3 separate regions of the Homo sapiens genome follow, and all the other regions are linked to region 1. A link is a loop called in an ENCODE intact Hi-C map of the cell type or tissue named here. Cell type or tissue: A673. All regions are shown on one strand. Region 1 has its middle 9.3 kb from the start of SF3B5. Region 2 has its middle 32 kb from the start of TRQ-TTG4-1. Region 3 overlaps UTRN (utrophin).

Region 1 (4,000 bases):
AAAGTGACATTGTGAGCAAAGGCCTAAAAGAACCAAGGTCCTTTGCCACATGGACATCTGGAGACAGTGCATTTCAGGCAGAGGAAATAAAAAGGAAAAATGCCTCTGAGATAGAAACATGCCTGGCCAGTGTGTTTGGAGCAATGGCGAGGCAAGAGATGGTTGAAGTGACAGGGCAGTCTTGTACATGCATCTTTACACAGATTGTGATTGTGGCTGTATTTAGCTCACTCTCTTCTTCCCTCCCAAAGCCCCCGTTCTGCACATGAGGGTTTCATAGTGCTCCCCTGGCTTCAAACTTTTTTTTGCTTCCCAATAGACTAAAAATTCAAACAAGACTGTAAATTACCTGGCCACTGCTTCCATGTCCAACTTCATCTAATGTAACTATTTCTCTGTCACTAGGCTCCAACCGTCTAGTGGTTCCTAGAGTCCTTCAAACTTCTCCCCACTTCAGTGCCTTTGTTCTATGCCTGGAATGCTCTTCCAGAGTTCTTGGCATAGCTGGCTTGTTGTCATTCCTCAGGACACATGCAAGTGTTACCTCTCTAGAGTGGCCTCCCCTCAATCACCTTCTCCTCAGTGCCCCCCTCCTTCTTCCCCATTATTCTTTATCATAGCACCCTGTTTATTCCTTTTACTGAAGTTACAAAAAATCTTCAGTTAAATCTTTTTTTTAGACCTCAAACCTCTTCTCACCATATATTTAAAGATGACTTCCCTCTCTTAGGTAAACTGTGAAAATGACAAATTGTGACTCTTAACTATTTCCTGTGGTTTAAATGCTTGTGTCTCCCCAAAATTCATTTGTTGACATTTCAACTCCAAGATGGTGGTTTTAGAAGGTGCGGCCTTTGGGAGGTTAGCTCATGAAAGGAGAGCTGTCATGAATGGGATTAGTGCCTTCATAAAAGAGGCCCAAGAGAGCTCCCATGCTCCTTCAGGCACATGAGGACACAGAGAAGGGACGTCTGTCTATTAACCAGGAAGCAGACCCTCACCAGACACCAAATCTTCTGGAACTTAATCTTGGACTTCCCAGCCTCTAGAACTCTGATGAATAAATTTCTGTTAAGTTACCCAATTTATGGCATTTGTGATAGCAGCCTGAACTAAGACACTTGTTCTCATAAAAATACTATTATAAGAGTAAATTTCATATTACTGTAACAAATGGAACATGCATACAGTGCTTCAATGTTTCTTTGTAAAATTTCTCCATTGAGAAATTGTTTAAAAATTGCACTGGCCTGTGATTTAATGTTATCACTAAGGAACAGAAAGGAACCAGCCTATTAAATCTTATGAGTTGTAGAATGGAGGCCCATGGCAATCATATCTGTCCCAAGAGAAGTTATATGAAAAGTACATAAAATTTAACCCTTGTAGTATATCCCCAATTAGGGGCAAAACCCTTAAAAAATGGAGAGTTCTAGATCTGCCCAGATATATGAAACCCACAATGGTTGGAAAAAGAAAAGTAGAAGATAAAGACATTTTCAATCACAGAAAAATAAGATTATAACTAGCAAATTTATTTTAAAAATTCTCTAAATTCCATATCACCTAAATTCCACATCACCACTTATTGTGTAATGCCCCCAAAGTATAAGGGAATGGTTGCTTCCTTTTCTCCTAAATTATCAAAGTCTTAGTTGCCTTTAAAAATACAGCACACCAAAGTATTATTTTTAGCATCTCATTCACAAGGCACCGTTCCTGCTTACTGTGATTGAGAAGCTCAAGGGTGCCTCATTATAAAAATGTTCTCAACCATTGTTCCATTTGTTGGCCTTAAATACTGTTTTGGCGACCCCTAGTGTGAAACATTATTTCAACATCTGGACATATTGAAAGTCCTCCTAATACTTGCTTACAGACAGAAATGATATCTAAAATAATTTTTCACCAAGGGAAATGTGACTTCAGTTAATTTCTACTTAAAGTTCATGTCTTTCTTAGATCATAATAAAATTTGAATATAATTTCTGGTGATCCAAGACATTTGAAAATCACCGAAAAGCACTATGGTTAGAAATTCATGATTGCGTTAAGTGTGTGCACAACAGTAGTTTCATTGTCTTTAATAATGCTCTAATTCCACTACTAGGAATTCACCCTACGAATATACTTGTACATGTGCAATATAACATATGTACAGTATTAGTCATTGCAGCAAGGTTATTCATTGCAGCAGTGGAAACAACATAAAGGGTAATCAATAAAAGGGTGGTTACTGGGAGTATGATACACTCATACAAGGGAATATTATGTGGCAATAATACAAGGAAAAAAAGAATGAGAAAACTCTTTTATGTATTAATATGCGATGATCTCTATGATGTATCAAAGAACATAGAACAGAATTAAACAACCAACACAAAAAACCAAGGTAGAGAATTATGGTGAGTATTTTGCTACCATATGAATTTTAAACGGGGGTAAAATACTATACATATTTGTGTTTGCTTATACATCCATGAATGTAATCTCCCAAAGGATACACAAGAAACTAATACAGTGTGGTTACTCATTAAAGATGGGGGTGAGAAATGGTATAAGTTAGATACTGCGTTCCTTGTTATAGTTCTCTATGTGTGGATTATGCCTTTGCTAGTCAAAATGTTAAATGGCTTCTTAAAAAATTTAAAGCCTGCAGCACAAGGCCAAGAAAGACAAGGAAGACTTTGCTTCAAAAACAGATCCAACAGAATATAATTTTCTGTCTTAAAACATATGTAATTTTTCTTTATACATTTTAAATTCTATACACTTTTCTAATGGAATCTTTTATTGCATATTTTTCCTTACTCAAATGCTGAACTGTAAGACAGCATTTGTAAAATTTTATTTTTAAGATTTCTGTTTACTTTTTTTCCTTCCCCAAAGTCACCTAGTAAAGACAACATTTGATAGTTACATAAAGTAACCTAACAGGTGGGATTGACTTGAGGTAATATCTTCGGTTAGGAAATTCTCACAGCTCTCCTGGCATGTCTTGCCAATAAGATTGCTGGTTCCAGACCAAAATTCTTTATTGTCAACAAGTGTAAGAAATTGTAATATTCCTTATTAGGTCATAATTTAAAATTCATGTGTAATATAAGTATACATGGCAGATACCCAGGAATAAACTTAACAGAATATGGTAAAGATATGAATGGAGAAAATTATACCAGCTTTATTTTACATTAAGAAAAGTAGACTTAGGCAGGTTGCGGTGGCTGACGCCTGTAATCCCTGCACTTTGGGAGGCCGAGGTGGCCTTGAGGCCAGGAGTTCAAGACCGGCCTGGCCAATATGGTGACCCCTGTCTCTACTAAAAACACAAAAAAATTAGCCAGGCATGGGGGCACATGCCTGTAATCCCAGCCACTCGGGAGGCTGAGGCATGAGAAATTGCTTGAATCTGGGAGGTGGAGGTTGCAGCGAGCCGAGATCATATCACTACACTCCAGCCTGAGCAACAGAGCAAGACTCTGTCAAAGGAAAGGAAAGGAAAGGAAAGGAAAGGAAAGGAAAGGAAAGGAAAGGAAAGGAAAGGAAAGGAAAGGGAAAGGAAAGGAAAGGAAAGGAAAGGAAAGGAAAGGAAGAAGACAAAGAAAGAAAGAAGTAAATAAATGAAAAAATATACCATGTGCATCAATGAGAAAATTCAACATAGTTAAGATGACAACTCTCTCCAAGTTAAAAATTAAATATAATTACAATTAAAAATTGCAGCACGGTTTTCATACTATTTGAAAGCTGACTTCATTAAATGTGAGGCTTTGTAGTGCCTTTAAGGATCATCTGGGGGAATGTAGAAACTACTATTCAGGCATTTATTTAGGTTTTAAAAGCTGATGCTCCCTCTGCTAAACTTATAAATTGAAAAACTACCTGTTCCCTTAAGCTTTTAACTTCAGCTAAAAATCCTAATCTATTTCTAAGTTTAGCAAATTTTAGCGATCGTTTTAAAGGGGACTTTGAATAAAATTTAGTTCTACTCCAAAGTTTA
Region 2 (4,000 bases), 1.1 Mb before region 1:
TTCTTATGATTTCTTCTTTGACCTAAAAATTATTTAAATATCTGGTGAGTTTCACATTTTCATTCATATAAAGCAGTAAAATAAATTAGCGATTTCTAAATTAATTGCATTATGATCAGGACGTTTTGTCCAATTACACTAGTTCTTTTAAATTTATTGACACTTGCTTTTTACCTGAATATATGGTCAATTTCATCCTCAAATTGTACCTTTCAGAAATACTGACCTAGTTGCCATCCCCTGAAAGTGCCAAGCTCTCCCACATGGAATTCTTATTCTTTTGCTTGAAATCATAGACTCTTTTTTGAATGCATTCCTTCTCCTGGTTTACTCCTTATCAGCTTCTCTGACTCCTAATTGAATTAAATACACTTTCTTTATGTTCCCTTATACCTTGTGCTTACCTACTTTTATAACATCCATTTTTCATATCAAGTTTTCTTGTGTGTTGTATGTCCTACCACTTGCATCAGGATTACTTAAAATACTTCTGAAAAATACAGGTTTATGGCTTTACTTTTAGACCTATTGAATCAGAAGTAATTTAATTGTTTCAAGTAATCAGGCTCTATTAGAGCCCTGGAATCTACAAATTTATCAAATATTGCCAGTGATTTCTATAAACATTCAAGTTGAGGAACCACTAAGGTATGCTGTAATCATTTGTTTATTTCTATCTTCCTAATGTTGTTTGCTGACCTATTGTTTATGACTATAACCCCAGGAGCTAACAAAGACTCAATAAATGTAGACAAATAAAAGAAACAAGTGTGGTATAAATTATAAGTAATAAACCAGACAGTTGTGGCATCATTTAAGGAAAGGCTAATTGTTCAATCTAATATCAAGTCTGGGAAATTCTATCAGCTTTTAGTGCCCTGAATACAGTATTAACAGTTGTAGAGGGTTTTAACTGGTCAAATTCATTTAAATTTAAATTAATTTATTCACGACTTCATAGAGTCTCAGAATTGTAAGAGAACATTGAACATAAACAAGTCAATCCCTGAAATTATACAGATGTGTAATATGAGAATGAAAAGTAAAGTTGCTATCCCAAGATGTTTAGCAGGAAGATCACAAAACTGCGACCAGATTCTTCACAATTTGTTCATAAAAAAAAAAAAAAAAGGAAACTAATGTAGAATACTTTGGGAGAAACGGAAGCTGAAGTGAGGAACGGCAAGGAAATTTTACCTGGTTTGTCTTGGTTTGTTGAGATGTTAGATAGACCAAACTGTAGAACACAGATGAGAGAAAGAATCAAGCCAAAATCAGGCTGATTCACTAAGGGATACAAACAAACATTAATACAGAGAATCAAAGATAAAGAACACGTAAGAAAAAAATTTTCTAGTTTTTTAGGTTTTTCTGACATTTGCCTTCATGTCTAAACAATCAAATATGAATTATAATCAGATTAGCATTGCCTCCTACATTGGGACAATAAATTAATAACTAGCCAAAGAAAATACAATTGAAGCCCATGTTTTTCTTTGGTTCAGATTAATTTAAGTTACATATGGGCCCAGATTAATTTTACATGGCTCCAGGTAAACCAGTATACTGACTCAGTGAAGAAATTTTACCTCGTTAGGTATTTTTAATGTGTTTTTTTTTTTTTTTTTACTAATCTAGTTTCTATTTCTCTCTCGTCTCAAATATTCCACCAGGTGGCAGTAAATGCACCACCTATTTCTTAAAAAATGGCAACAACCTGCTGAATTATATCAAATTTATCACTAAGTATTTTGTAGGGTTAAATTTTCACTGGTAAAAGAAAAAATTTGGAGAAAAAAAAATGTGGGTTGGATATTTTGTGTGTTAAATTAAGGGTATAGTCATAAGACTAATTATGAAGAAAAAAATCAAAAGAAGAACTGAAATAGAGAATACAAAACACTGACCTTTGTAAAAAATCTATAAATTGAGCCAATAAAAGTGAAAAGGCCAAGTCAGCCACATGTTGAATATGTTTTAGTAAAGTTTTGCCCTTCTTTACTTAGTATTAGGTTGTCTTTGAATTAGTTTCAAAGATTTCACTTGTGGATATTTTCGCTTTTCCGTAGTCCAACGAGAACACTTCAAATAGATAACAAAAACCATTAAAATTAATGCGCATCTTCAATCTACTTGAACTGACTGAAACCAGTTGACAAAATTAAACTTCAATTCTACCCTGTATTACAGCAGCACATACAAATTTATTTCACTAAACTTATTCTGGGTCAATAGCTTCTAAAGCTGTCAAAATGTGCCTGTACAATCACACATTGCATCATTGGAATAATAGGATTCAGAGCAAAAGAGGGGATCGTTCAGTTCTTTAGTTTACATTGGTTAAAACACCCTGGGATGTTAGGCTTTGGGCCTATCACTTTAAGGTAATTGAAAAACTGAAGAGCATCTAAAGAATGGCAACCACACTCCATCTCTACTGGACATTTTCGGTGATGTCAGAATATAGCAGAAAGACCAGCAAGGAGAAATTATACTGAGAGGCCCACGTTAGTTCAATACAAAGCAGATGTTCTTTCACTGTCAGTTCTTACATTAAGAATTGAGATAGCAAGTCACTCCTCCTACTATAAACAACAGAAACTTGACATAAAACATAACTGAAAAAGAAAGTAAATATAAATAGGCCTGTAAGAAGAAAGAAAAATCTCCGTGGGACACAAATGAAAAAGAAAAGAATGCAACCTCAGGTGAAGTTGAGATAAGCTGGAGAATAGAAGTGTTAGACCCAGAAATTGGCCCTGACAGCCAATGGCTTTAACATTGAGGTGGTCATGAAATTTAAGATCTTGGGCTCCAAAGAGCCAGGGAGTTTGAACAGGATTCCTTGCATAAAGCAGACCCTTGGAAAAGCTACACCCTCAGTTAAAATGTGGCTAGAGAGAACTCTGCCCATCAATTCAGAGAGAAGTTTGTCTCTGCTCTGGTGGAAGAAAACTCCTCCAGAGCCCCAGCTACCCAGACTTCCCAATGAAAGACTGACTTTTCTCTCAGCTGATATTTCCCAGCAATGGTATTTACTGCCATTTGTACCATGCAACAGGTGAGTTGGTAAGCTTGTAACCATTTGTACCGTAGAAAGAAATCAAGTGAACAATAACTTGAGCAGTCTTAAAACTCTAATTAGAATCTGGCAAAGAGAGTCTTTAGATGGGATCCTTGAAACACATTCATAACTACACTTTCTAGTTTTTGTCACATCACACATCCCATAATATACAGAAGTTTTTCAAATTGTGTTAAACCTGTAACACTGCCAGAGTCAAAGCCTAACTTCTAAAGTAAAGGAAACAAAGCCAGGAGTCAATGGTCTGGAACATTTTTACTGTATCCTATTTTAAGCTGCACATGTTACCCTTTGTAAAAGGAGGAACCTGGCTTTCAGGCCTACCTTGCTTTTAACTAAAGGCACTTTGAAGTTATGGTAAGTAACTTATTATCTTCTGCTTCATCTAATTAATTATGCCATAGTTGTAAAAACACTAACAACAACAGCTCTCAGGTATTGAGTGAGAGCTTAGTATGTACCAAATGTACCAACAGCACTTTACATAGTTTTTTTTTTTTTTTTTTTTTGAGACTGAGTCTCATTCTGTCGCCCAGGCTGCAGTACAGGGGTGCGATCTCGGCTCACTGCAACCTCCACCTCCTGGGTTCAAGCAATTTTCCTGCCTCAGCCTCCTGAGTAGCTGGGACTACAAGCGCATGCCACCACACCCAGCCAATTTTTGTATTTTTTAGTAGAGATGGGGTTTCACCATGTTGGTAAGGCTAGTCTCAAACGCCTGACTTTGTGATCTGCCAGCCTTGGCATTAAAAATTGTATCCTCAGCCAGGCACAGGGGCTCACGCCTGTAATCCCAGCACTTTGGGAGGCCGAGACAGGTGGATCACCTGAGATCAGAAGTTTGAGACCAGCCTGCCCAACATGGTGGAACCCCATCTCTACTAAAATTCAAATCTCTACTAAATCTCTACAAAA
Region 3 (4,000 bases), 480 kb before region 1:
ATAAAACAATGGAACATTTTTTAAAAATCTACTGAAAGATTATTTGGCACTCTTCTTTTAATTTTACTAAAATTTACATAAGATTAATGTGCCATTCACTATTAAGATACTGCAAAGTACCAGAGAGGTAACAGGTCTTAATGAATGTAGTAGTTTTGCATCATATTTTCTCCAAACATTTCACTAGCCCATCTCAGAAGACAAGATTGTGTCAATTGCAAAAGAAACTATGTACTAAAACTAAAACCTGTTTTAGATTTTTAAACAAAATGTAATTATGCAATTCACTTTAACAGCTTTCACAATCAGTTACTAAGAAAGGGAATCTTTCCTTGATAAGAACCTGAAAGATTAGTTTTTAGAGCCTGAGAAACAGTAGAACTGTCAGACACCCGAGATCCTTATTTTCAATCACTCAGTTACCTTACAGAGCTTCTGATACCGAGGAGAAGAAACTGCCATCCTTTGTAAGCGATGCAACAAAACCACAACTTTCTGCAGAGACGTTCTCACCACAGCCATCATTTTAAGTTTACCACACTTCTGGAGACACCTCAGAATTTGCATTATAAATGAAGAGCAACGATCATTTCCTCCCGGTCACTGGACAATGATTTGTCAGTTCTCTGAGCATGCTCGTTTCCAGGAAAGCATTTGAAAGATACAGGGGGTTAGGTTCTAGGAAAAAGGAGGCTGGTATTCCTTCAACTTCTCAATTTAAAAAACACAGACAAACGCCACAGAGAAAGCCCCCCAGCAGATGCTCACAGGCAGCACTTGCTCAGCCCGGCATGGCCAGAAATGAAGGAAGTTGTCGAGCAGCCAAGCGCTGCCGGCTGCGGGAGAGGAGTGCGCTCAGTAGCCAAAGAGGATATTAAGTGAAACATTAAAGCTGCAGATAGAAAGCGGACATCCCCTGGGAACAGGGATTCAACATATCACTGCCACCACCACGGTGCATGCCCTGTAGCTGGTTTCTATTAAGAGAGAACAGAGCATTCACCGTCTCTAAAGAGGGATATGTTCACTACCCAATAAATGCAGCTCTAGCTGTGCTCTGTGAATTAGTGAACAGGAGACCCTGTTATAAATCTTGAGAAGAGCAGAAGGGTACACCTGACTCTGATGACAACAGCCCATACATTAAGTGCTAAAAAATCACCCCCAGACAGATCTCAGCCCAAAATCACCTAAAACAAAACAAAACAACAAAAATAAAGCAAAACAAAAAATACTTGCAGGGGTTATATGACTAAGACACCCTAAAAGCAGAGCGATCCAGTGGATTCTCATCTGCCTGCCTAGAAGGAAAGCCATTAGAAATGGAATAGGTTAGGATTTGTCTAATTAAACAGCTAAGTGAATAAAAAATTAAAAGTCTGTAATTGACTACTGAACATTCCAAATTGCCACATTTCCCCTTAGACAGCATCTTCATGATCTCATTGTATTTGCCATAAAGCTGTTTTAATTTTATGAATAGGAAATATGAGGCCATAATTATATCATATAAAAATCCAGTACATAATTTTGGGGTTCTATGTGTATATATATACACACACTTGAGACATATTCTCTACTGCAGCCTGAACATCATTGCAAATATCAACTGGGGTAAAGTACTATCAGGAGATGTGCAAAATAACCCTGGATGATTAAATGACTGGGTCAAAGAGCACAGCCAGAAATAGAACCCAGATGTTGCTCATTATCAGTGTCCTGCTCAAACTGGTAACCGGGCTAATGCTGCAATTTCACCTCTGTCTAATGTTGTCATGATTCTTTAAAAGAAATGCAGTATTTTCAAGTATTTGTTTTTCCTCCTTTACTTCATTTGCCTTTCTTAGTCCTTCATGTTACAACGATTTAAAGTCCTATATTGTGTCTTACAGAACGGTGTTTATCAAGCAGTGCTTTGCCGACTTTATTGGGTCTTATAGAACTGTGTTCATCAGGCAGTGTTCTGTGGACTTCTGCCTGTATCTTTTTTCCCTGCAGGTCCATACTGAGAATCTACACTGCCTCCCTCTGGTGAGGCTAACAATGTCACCATATCTGTGTAAAGCCAAAAGTGGAGAACATATTCAAAGGATAGAGTATAAAATGTTAAGGTATTTGGCAAATAGATAGAAATAGATTAGTGATTGTTCAGAGGGGAGGGAATTGGCGGGGAGGAATGGGAAATTGCTAGTAAAGGGAAGGGGTTTCTTTCTGAGGTAATGAAAATGTTCTAACTTGATTGTGGTGATGGTCGTACAATCGTGAATAGACTAGAAACAAATGAATTGTAAAATTTAAATGAATGAACTGTACAGTATGTGAATTATATGCCAAGAAAGTTGTTATTAAATAAGTATGAAGCTATAATTCCTGTCCTAGAACCAGCAGATGAAGTCCCCATGAGATAGGCATTCACCCCTCAAACACAGTGCTAAGCATGCAGCTGGGCACAGGAGAAAATCTAAAACAATCTATAATCAAAGTCTGCATCTATGGAACAAGACGATGAAAATGAGGCTAAAAGCAAACATAGGAGATAAAAGTGTAATAATCCTAAAACGTAAATTATTAGAGAGCAAAACCAGCCACCCATGACAACACCACTCCAGAAAGGCAGCAGAACTCAGGATTTTACCCAGCAAAGAATCAGAGCATTTCAATTAATTGGTAATGCCAAATGTAAAGCTGAAATTTTTAAATATAATTAAAAGAATAACAATCTTTTAGAATATGAACATGCACATTAAGAATAAATGCACTTGAACTAATAAACTAGTTGGAAGTCAATAATGGGCTTTCATACAAAAGCAAAAAATAAAGTTTCTGCATCTTTGGCCAAATACTCTTATCTGAATATAGATTCACAGTGACAACTGCATACCAGGCAATTCCTCCTGGATGTTACTCCAATGCTTCATTTCAACAAAGTCAAAACAGATGAAATTTGCCATCCCCACACATTTCCCGCTAACTTGCAACCCTGCTCTGACATTTTCTTCTATGTTCCCAGTCTTAGGCTCTAACACCACTTGGCAATCTGCCTTTCCCCTTCCTCAGTCTATGTATACTATTGAGTCATTAGATCTACTACCCCTGCCATTGTCTCCTTTCTGGTAATTATTACCTGTAGCCTGGATGGCTACATGAGTATCCTAACAGGCCTCTCTTCTGTCACTCTTGTCTAGTTCAAGTCCATTCCTCATACCATCAGCTAAATTCCTATAAAGCAAAAATCCCATTGCATCACTCTTGTTACTATCCTTTATGACTTCTCTTCATTGCCACTGGATTAAAATATAAATACTTGCATGGCATTTAAGACCCTCTATGAGCTGGACTGCTCAGTTCTCAAGGAGCTTGTCTCTCCTGCAGGGCTCCAAAGAATCGGCTTTTCTCTTGCCAAAAGGCTTCTGCTGGGGAATAAATCCTAACAGCCTTGCAGCAGGGCAATGAAACATAGATACATAAATCCAAATCATCATCCATCCTTAAAAGAATGGCATGTATCATAGCATACTCCCAAAAGTTAATCATCTTCCATGTGCTTTAGACCTATCCTTATCAAAATTCACCCAAGATTCACCTTAAACTGAGCATAGAATAAACTGCTTTATCTTCCTGAAATACTCCCATGGCCTTGGATCTGGTTGTCATAAGACATGAAGCAAGTATAAACAGCGAATGTGTCAGCTAAGTAGTTCTACATACACATCCTGTGCATGCAGCAAAGATACACGGAGCTCCTTATTCCATCTTCCTTAGTGCACAAAGACTGTGCACCACCAGCACCACCACCACCACTGCCACCACCATGCCACCAGAACTTTTCTGTTATGATTTGCCATGCTTCTGTACAGTCATTTTCTCCAACAAACGTCTCTCCATTTCCAAACAAGTTTCTATTTTAAATGTCTGTTTACTCATACAAAAGGAGAATCATTAATATACAACACCATAAAAAAATTAAAATTCTCTTGCCTCAGAAAAACTCAGTAAAAGG

The links. A loop is a pair of places that touch in the nucleus more often than their neighbours do. Peaks named below come from ENCODE experiments on the same cell type or tissue, not always from the same donor. Only the 100,000 strongest peaks of a DNase experiment are listed, where the experiment ranks them.
Region 2: a loop joins it to region 1, with 5 times the contacts of the local background. A loop is called at or near these places in 8 of 110 quality-filtered maps.
Region 3: it touches region 1 in a loop (2.6-fold over the local background); 5 of 110 quality-filtered maps call a loop at or near these places.

The regions. Positions count from the first base shown.
Region 1 is chr6:144,102,901-144,106,900 of GRCh38, reverse strand. No RefSeq gene overlaps it. Among named protein-coding and RNA genes, the nearest start is that of SF3B5, 9.3 kb to the right of the region's middle. In A673, a CTCF peak has its summit at 1,805 (motif pointing left); a DNase peak (open chromatin) is centred at 1,790.
Region 2 is chr6:145,212,360-145,216,359 of GRCh38, reverse strand. No RefSeq gene overlaps it. Among named protein-coding and RNA genes, the nearest start is that of TRQ-TTG4-1, 32 kb to the right of the region's middle. In A673, CTCF peaks have their summits at 1,469 and 1,674 (motif pointing right); a DNase peak (open chromatin) is centred at 1,679; H3K4me3 peaks cover 322 bases; H3K27ac peaks cover 1,755 bases.
Region 3 is chr6:144,580,024-144,584,023 of GRCh38, reverse strand. The region is part of intron 51 of UTRN (utrophin); the gene reads right to left. Among named protein-coding and RNA genes, the nearest start is that of SNORA98, 180 kb to the right of the region's middle. In A673, a CTCF peak has its summit at 2,018 (motif pointing left); DNase peaks (open chromatin) are centred at 893 and 1,993; H3K4me3 peaks cover 1,310 bases; H3K27ac peaks cover 1,286 bases.